2 separate regions of the Homo sapiens genome follow, and region 2 is linked to region 1. A link is an interaction called in ENCODE POLR2A ChIA-PET data of the cell type or tissue named here. Cell type or tissue: GM12878. All regions are shown on one strand. Links, peaks and the distances in the headings refer to the core of each region. The heading gives the core; the rest is flanking DNA. Region 1 overlaps DET1 (DET1 partner of COP1 E3 ubiquitin ligase). Region 2 overlaps AEN (apoptosis enhancing nuclease).

The links. Peaks named below come from ENCODE experiments on the same cell type or tissue, not always from the same donor. Only the 100,000 strongest peaks of a DNase experiment are listed, where the experiment ranks them.
Region 2: POLR2A ChIA-PET joins it to region 1 with 5 read pairs; 4 of 35 experiments call an interaction of 5 or more read pairs at or near these places.

What each region holds. Positions count from the first base shown.
Region 1 is chr15:88,514,633-88,519,135 of GRCh38, forward strand. It overlaps DET1 (DET1 partner of COP1 E3 ubiquitin ligase), which reads right to left. Exons shown (of 5, transcript NM_001144074.3): 4 at 2,150-2,341. Among named protein-coding and RNA genes, the nearest start is that of DET1, 30 kb to the right of the region's middle. In GM12878, for the core only: no CTCF peak of the experiment used is centred there; no DNase peak of the experiment used is centred there.
Region 2 is chr15:88,626,591-88,630,876 of GRCh38, forward strand. It overlaps AEN (apoptosis enhancing nuclease), which reads left to right. Exons shown (of 4, transcript NM_022767.4): 2 at 1-159; 3 at 2,636-2,836; 4 at 3,468-4,286. The coding sequence ends at 3,704. Among named protein-coding and RNA genes, the nearest start is that of AEN, 7.4 kb to the left of the region's middle. RefSeq lists enhancers at 1-493, 887-946. In GM12878, for the core only: no CTCF peak of the experiment used is centred there; no DNase peak of the experiment used is centred there; H3K4me3 peaks cover 747 bases; H3K27ac peaks cover 897 bases.

The DNA of each region.
Region 1 (4,503 bases), core at 252-4,251:
ATGTATAATAACATGAAATAACGTTTATAAAATAAAAACAGACTACAAAAAATGATGCTAACCGTGATTACAACTGTGTAAATGTAAATATGCATATTGACAAAGACTAGACTGGATTATACAATACAGATATTGCAGGAATGGCATTCTCTCTTCAAATGCTGTTAATATCCTTATATTTCTCATTTTAAATTAAAAATATAAAGAAGAATTATAAGAGAAACCCCTTTATTCAGGAGCAATACCATTTCCAAATTTTAGATTCATCTTCTCCAATTAGAAAGGTAGGAAAGTCAGAAAGGAGAGAGAAATGTATCTCATGGTACTTGACTCATATCAGATAAGGCCCATCTTTTTTATGTATAAAAAACACATAGCCTTACTCCCACAATCCCCAAACACAAAGGGATTATAATTTAAAATGGGTTGTTTGACCTTCTAAATCTCATTCCCGCTTTACAGGACATATGGGTAAATAAGAAATACAGTAAATACTATCCCAGGGATGTAACAAGCAAAGTCTAGAATTTGGAGAATGCTAGAGGAAAAACAACCTGGTTTCCTCAATAATTTCATTGCAAAGAAAATAAAAGGGGAAAGAAGAACCTACAGAATAAAAATGACTGGCCAGGCACGGTGGCTCAAGCCTGTAATCCCAGCACTTTGGGAGGCTGAGGTGGGTGGATCACCTGAGGTCAAGATTTCGAGGCCAGCCTGGCCAACATGGTGAAACCCCGTCTCTACAAAAATACAAAAATTAGCCAGGTGTGGTGGTGGGCGCCTGTAATCCCAGCTACTTGGGAAGCTGAGGCAGGAGAATTGCTTGATCCTGGGAGGCAGAGGTTGCAGTGAGTCGAGATCGTGCCATTGCACTCGAGCCTGGGCAACAGACAGAGACTCCGTCTTATAAAAAAAAAAAAAAAAAAAAAAAAAAAAGACCGAAGGGACCAAATGCAATGCATGAACCTTGTTTGAATCTGATGCAAACAAATTAACTATAAAAAGAATATTTATAAGACAACAGGGATACATAAAAACTGACTAGATATTTGAAGATATTAAAGATTTTTTGTTAATTTTTTAAAGATGGGGTAATGGTGTTACTTGTTTTGCTAGGATAGCTTGGATTTCCTTTAAAATAACCCAGGACAGTGGTGGGAAGGGGAGGGAGTAGGGGTCGTGATGGAAATAGCTGAAACAGGAGTGGCCACGAGCTGGTAACTGTTGAAGTGGGTGATGGGTACATGAAGGTTTATTATGCTCTTCTACTTTTTGTATACGTTTAAAACTTTCCATAATAAAAAAAATATTAACTAGTTTTTGGAACTTGACTCTAATTTCCCAAAGGAAATATTATAAATGGTGATTAATTATACAGACTATGTCACACAGGCACATTTAATACACAATGAGACTGGATGATGAAATATATCTATCATAAAGATCTAACTACCACTGTTTCTGTGTGAAAAAGACCTTCCAAGCTCCAGCCTATAGCCTCAGGAACACACCCCCCTTGAGATAACTCCACTAGTGACAATAATTCCAGCTCCTCCCCCTAATATTATTACAGCACACAGAACAGGCTCCATATATGTAGTGACAGTTGGGTCTGTGAACTAGACTTCTGTGAGGAAAGAATTTCTTGTAAGACGTCAGTTTCAAACTTCTAACAATAACACAGTAGTCTACATTCCAAAATTCCTCCAAGTGAGGAAGCATGAGTTTCTTCTAAATCTGTCAGCAGGTCCCCAAATTGTCTCTGCTATTTTTTCTATGAGGTAACATGGCGGGATAAAATAATTTGTGTTAGATACATAATTATAAAGTCTCAATGTCAAAAACTATTATGGAATGGTATTAGATTATTAAATGGGAAAGTACAGCTTCCTCCCCTGGATACCTTTAAAAGAGGACAACACTTATCTGAATTAGATGTTCTGATGAGAAGCAAAGAGTAGGAATAATTTAGGAGACTAGCACCTAAATGATCACAGCTCTCACTGCATTATAGAAATAGCCTGCCTTTTCAACCTTACCCATGAGTACGAGTCACAGTCACAATCAAATGATGTCCAGAAAAAGAGAAAAAGAAAGCAGGCCATCTTCAGCCCTTGAGCAGTTTGTAGCTATAGCAGTGACACTGTACCTGATTGGGTGATCTCCACAAGTCTTGGGCCGCTCCATGACAGATACCCACTTGTCATCATAACTGAAGAGAGACAAATCCAGATAGGGGCTACCGCTGTAAGACTGAGCACTGATGGGGAGCTGACCCAGCAGCCGGCGTACTGCCTCTGTGTGCCCTCCATACTTGGCATTTATAATAGTGTCTTTGAACCTAAATGAAAGGACCGGTGAGGAAGGCTTTGTTAGTGAGTACACAAAGCTGTCTTGAATTTTAAATTGACAAATATATGTCTAAGAACAACTCATTCTTTAAATACAAATTAAAACCTAGGTAATGAATTAAGATAGAACTGTCTCTCACACATTACAAGTCTGGCCAGCTACAAATACTTTTAAAAAGCAAAACATATAACTAAAAATGGAAAACAACAAATTACTTTAGAAATGTGTTTGGGTTTTGGGTTTTTTTTTTTTTTTTTTTGAGACAGGGTCTCGCTTTGTTGCCCAGGCTGGAGTACAGTGGTGTGATCTCAGCTCACTGCAGCCTTGACCTCCCAGGCTCAAGTGTTCCTCCCACCTCAGCCCCCAGAGTAGGTGGGACTACAGGCACGTGCCACCACACCCAGCTAATTTTTGTATTTTTTATAGAGATGGGATTTTGCCATGTTGCTCAGGCTGGTCTTGAACTCCTGGGTTCAACTGATCTGCCCGCCTTGGCCTCCCAAAATGCTAGGATTACAGATATGAGCCACCACACCCGGCCCTACTTTAGAAAAGTTAACAAAGACTCTACAAACAAGTTTAAAATGAGTATAACTAGTTTATGGCAACTATTTCTACTCTTTTCTAATAACAGCTCAACTGGGGAAAAAGGTCAAGAACTTATTTTCCCCAAATAATTGCCTTAGACTGAATTAGGAAGGAGTTACAGAGAACCCTGAACAGAAGCAGCCTCTGACTCTTCTTGGGATCACCAACTTCTAGCAAGCCTTTCACAAATAAATTACGCATTCTTTGTTTGTTTAAATAAAATTTGGAAACTAGCTACCTATATTCCTGCAGAGACACCAGTATCTAGAAGAATAGTAACATACATAGAGTCATATATCTGACTTATCTTTGAAAATAATAACAGAACAGTTATTTCTCATCACTGTCACAAATGCTAAATTTTATTTTATTTTTATTTTTTGAGACAGGGTCTCACTGTGTTGCCCAGGCTGGAGGGCAGTGGCACAACCCCAGCTTACTGCAACCTCCACCTCTCCTGGGCTCAAGCAATCCTCCTACCTCAGCTTCCCAAGTAGCCAGGACGACAGGTGCGTGCCACCACACCCAGCTAATTTTTTTTTTTTTTTTTGTAGAGACAGGGTCTCGCCATGTTGCCCAGACTGGTCTTCAACTCCTGGCCTCAAGCGATCCACCCACCTCAGCCTTCCAAAGTGCTGGGATTACAGGCATGAGACACAGTGCCTGGCCACAAAACTAAATTTAATACTCTTTGACAAGTACTTCTATTCTTCTGGAAATTTACCCTAAGGAATCACTCCTACATGCAGAAAAATCTCTGTGTACATTCATACAGCATTGTTTATAGAGGAAGAAAAAATTAAAAAGCTAATGGAAAACTACCATTTTCAAAGATTATATGGTAACAGGGGAAATGTTTATCACATTTACAAATAAAAGAAGTAGGATACAATACTGTCTATATAATATGGCTAAAAACACAAAGAAAACAAAAACTCACACTTAAAGCAAAGACTGGCAGAAACACATTAAAATGTTAATAGTTGTATAATGACATTTTGAATTTTTTCCTTATTTTTCACTATCCTACAGCTTCTTAGAAAGAATGTCAACTGTCTATCAGTATATATTTTTTAAACCTCTATATTCAAGCATATCATATGGTTCAACAATCAAGGGGATATCAATTTTTTTTAGTCTGGGAGAAAAGTATAATATCTCATCCCTGAAACAAATGGAATAAAAAACTTCAGTGTTCCTAACTTTCATGAGACCACAAAGATTAATTAGTTGGGGGTAATTTTTATTTTCACTATTAACCTATGGTATTAGATGGACATGAACACTTTTCTGCTCCCCCTAAAGAAAGCCTAGCAAGCAACACTGCTTTTCCATTACTCCTACTGACAGTAATTTTCACAGCCTCAGTATAAATCATAAAAATAAATCTTGGGCCAAATAGAGCTTATTTTTTCCCTTTCATTTGAGCTGAAATAAAAGATCCTGGGCACTTCGGTTTTCAGCAAGACCTGGCACCATCTCATCTACACCTTAGCCCTGCCTGACTCACCGACTCCCTGGCTTTCAAAGGTAAAATGATGGGGGCTGGCTCACAGCTTTGTG
Region 2 (4,286 bases), core at 7-4,006, 110 kb after region 1:
GAGCTGGCCCGCTGTTCCATTGTGAGCTACCATGGCAATGTCCTCTATGACAAGTACATCAGGCCTGAGATGCCCATCGCTGACTACCGTACCCGCTGGAGTGGCATCACTCGGCAGCACATGCGCAAGGCTGTCCCCTTCCAGGTGGCCCAGAAAGAGGTAAGGGCAGGGATGGGGACTTGTTTGGGAGGTGTGGTGGGCTGGAAAGAGCCACCCTGGGTTTGAATCACCACTTTGCTTCACTGGGGGCAAGAAACCTTGGGAAAGTCACCTAACTGCTCCAAACAGTAGGTTCCTTCTCCATAGAACAGGGGAAATAAAAATAAAATCCTGACCTTGCCTCCAGATAAGGATTGCTGGCCTGTTGCACAGGACAATGTAGAAAGGCTACACCAACTGTAAGGTGATAAATAGCTTACATTTTAGAGTTTGCTTTCTGTTATAAAAGTTGTACGCATTGATATAAAATTTGTAAAGCCCACAGTGGCATCACGTTCAGGTATGGATGTTTTGGCATATTTCCTTATGTTAGTTTCTTAGTGCTTAGAAAAAATTAATTAGTGGTTGGGACCACACTGATGCACCAGGAATTCCCAAACATGCTTGACCTTAGAAACACCTAAGTCCTTTTTAACAATCTAGGATCCTTGTCCCCAGTTCCCTCCATAGAGTTCCTGATCCATTAGGCTTGGGGAGGGCTCTGACCCATGTTCCAAAAAATCATCACACTGTGTAGACTTGCACCATAAAGCCACAGGGCTTAAGGGGAAATGGAGAAAGGGAACAGTATTAAAAAGGCCATCAGTGACACCCCAAAAATAAGATAGAAACCTAATAAAAAGGTAGTCCAGTTTTACGCATCTTGTTTCTTTTTTTTTTTTTTTTTATTCCACACATCTTAAATGGTTAAGAAATGCACAATACACCAATAAGTATGGCACTTTACCTTGAAAAAGACCTGAACTTGCTTGTGGAAAGAGGAGTCAGAAAGGTTGCAGCTTGAGTTTCTGTGAAGTGGTTGAAGGAGAGTTCTTTGAAGTCAGACAGGAAGTGTGACACCAGCTGTGGATGGGTGTGGCTCATCACACAGGTGAACTAGGGTTGCTGGGAGATGTTTGGGCTGTGTGCATATTGTGTATGCCCTCTTGGCTTAGTTCAGTTGGATGCAGTTTTCTGCGTTCATTCAGTGTTTCTCAAGGATGAAATTATGCACAAGCAAAGGTGAAATTTGCATTGTTCTCAAAATGTGTCATACATCAATTGCATTGAGACAAATCTGCATTTTCTAAACAAGCCTTGTAACAGAACCACTTTTTAACACTTCTGGGTTATTCTTGGGATTAGGCAAGGTTGGGAAATACTGGTGTACACTATCTCGTGTCCTACTTTTTCACATAACATTGTGGCCCGAGCATTCCTTTGAAATGATCGGAGGTTATTTTATGTATCAAGCAGGCCAATCAGTAAGAGTAGCAACAAGAGGGGAGGTGTGTGGTGAACCCTCCAGCTCCTTGGTCCCTTCCATTGACCTGGTTGGTGGTGGTCCCAAGAGCAGGACCACTTTTTGTCTGCCCAGACTCCGAGCCACTGTGGGTTGTGCTTCATCTCTTTCCACTTCATGGCTGACTTGGGGGGAGGGGCAGTGTGGTGAGTGACCAGCATGGTGGCATGTCCCTACTATAAAGTCTCAATGCATCTTATCCATCTGCCATGAAAGCTGGGTTTGGGGATAAACATATGTTGCCAGCAGAGGTAGGCTGTGGAGGCCCGCAGCTGGTGATAAGGAGAGCCCAAGCCCAGCTAAGAGGGCTAGAGGGGGTTGCTGGCCCATGGCCCTGGGCGTGGCCTCCCTGGTGTATGAGGAGGGCCACCCAGCAGGGAAGGGAGGTACACATTGTGCAGGCAGCCAGAGCTGAGCAAGAGAGCAGGTTAAGAGGATGAGGAGGAGTTGGTACACAGCAGGGCAAGGGGGCAGAGTCCTGAAGACAGGGATTATGGCCCTTAATGCTCATAAGAGCTGCTGCTATGGTGTGTCTACCAGTGACAGGCACGGTTCTGTTGACTTCACCCAGCTGGTCTTTATTGATCACCTCCTGTGATAAGTAAATAATCAATAAATGTAATGCTTTCTACTACAGGAAAAAGATAGGCATTAAAAAAAAAGAATAAATGTGACGCTTTCCTTGGAGCATCACTAAGAAGTCCAACATGGTCCCTGCACTCACAGACCTTACAGTGCGGTGGGGGAGAGTTGGGTGGAGTGGGAGGCCTGGTGACGTCTTCCAGGCTGAGAGGAGAGCCAACACCAGCAATAGAGTTGCTTGTATCTGGTAACAGGAAGACTTCCATCCATGACCTCGTTTAGTCCTTAGAGCCACCCCACGGAATGCTGCTGGCAGTGTTTCCCTTTGACAGGTGCAGAAGACATAGGTATGCCCCTGGGTATAGACAGTAGAAGGGTCTGGGTTCAGACTTGGGGCAGCATGGTTGACTGTGGAGCTCGTGATCTCCCCACTCGGTGCTGCCTCCCCCCACAGGGATCCATGCATCTATTGGCCAGGGGTTCTCAGGGCGTGTCTCCTGCCAACCTGATGGGGTGTGGGGTGACCTCCCTGACTCCTCTTTCTGCTCACAGATCCTTAAGCTCCTGAAGGGCAAGGTGGTGGTGGGGCACGCGCTGCACAACGACTTCCAGGCGCTCAAGTATGTCCACCCTCGGAGCCAGACCCGGGATACGACCTATGTCCCAAACTTCCTCAGCGAGCCCGGCCTCCACACCCGGGCCCGGGTCTCTCTAAAGGACCTGGCCCTGCAGCTGCTGCACAAGAAGATCCAGGTGCGTGGTGGGAGAGTGGCTGGAAGGGAGGGAGGCCCGCCTGGCCTCCATGCCACCTGAGCCACAGACAAGGCTTTGGGCTGTGTCTCCAGCCTCCTTGTCATTCTCTTCCCTAGTCCAGGTCCAGGGACCTTGCTTAAATGGGTCTCCCTCCTGTACACGCAGCTCCAGGTGTTTCTCTCCATGATCCTTCTTCCCCAGTGTGTACTGCGATTCTCCCAGAACACATTCTCCTAGGCCGATCTCTTCCAGATCTGTCCCCTCCCTAACTCTTGGTTCTTGCATCCCTGAAGCATGGTCTCCCATCCCCTACTAGCAGACATAGAGCCTTAGATCAGGAGGAGCCAGTACCTCTTGCTCCTGTTGGGCTTCACATTTATTATTCATCTGATCTGCAAGCCTTTGAAGCAAGAGATTTTTAGCATGCCTTATATTTGAGGAAAACAGGCTTGGAGAAGCTGCATGGCTTATGGTGTACAGTTGAGGTTCCATCCCTTTTCTGTGAACCTCCATTCTGAGCATACGTATTCTTGGGCCTGCACAAAGAGCCCTGGGAAACTGGCCTTGCTTCTTGGGGTAACAGGCCTCTCACTAGGCCTGCAGGCAGTGATGTGTTGGCTCTCGTCAGTAGGTGGGCCAGCACGGGCACTCATCAGTAGAAGATGCCACGACAGCCATGGAGCTCTACCGGCTGGTGGAGGTGCAGTGGGAACAGCAGGAGGCCCGCAGCCTCTGGACCTGCCCCGAGGACAGAGAACCTGACAGCAGCACAGACATGGAACAGTACATGGAGGACCAGTACTGGCCCGATGACCTGGCCCACGGCAGCAGAGGAGGAGCCAGGGAGGCACAGGACAGAAGGAATTGAGAAGGGGGCGGGGCTCCCTGGCTGGGCTTCCGGTGTGGCCGGTAGGAAGTGGGGGCCAGGAGAGCAGCGGGCACTCCTTCCTGGGCAGGGTGGGGCAGGATGCAGTGAGCCAGCCCCAGGGCCAGAGGAGTAGGGGTCATCTGTTACCTTGACACCCTCTGCACACAGCATAGCCCTCTCTCTCTCCAGGGCTGTTGGTTCTTTCTTCTGACTCCTGTGGTTTTGCTAATGGCACTTTACAGACTCCATGGAGATGTCAGGTGGACCATCTTCTAGGGCCCAGCAGGAGTAGGGAATGTGCCAACAGACTGCCCAGGTTGCCGTGGCCTTCCCCACCCCCCAGATCTCCTGAGTCATCATGCTGTGCTAATGAAAGGGATCATATCATCCTCTCTGGGGATGGTGGGTGGGGGTGTCAATATCCTGGAGCTCCCTTACCCCAACTCAATGACTTGGGGGTAAAGTTCTCTTCCTTTTGTTGCCTACCTCTTCCTCCACTCATTTGGGTTCAGAATAAACATGTCCTGAAGTTAAAGAGGAGTTAAGTCCTAAAGGAGGCATTTCTTCCCCACCTCCCTGACC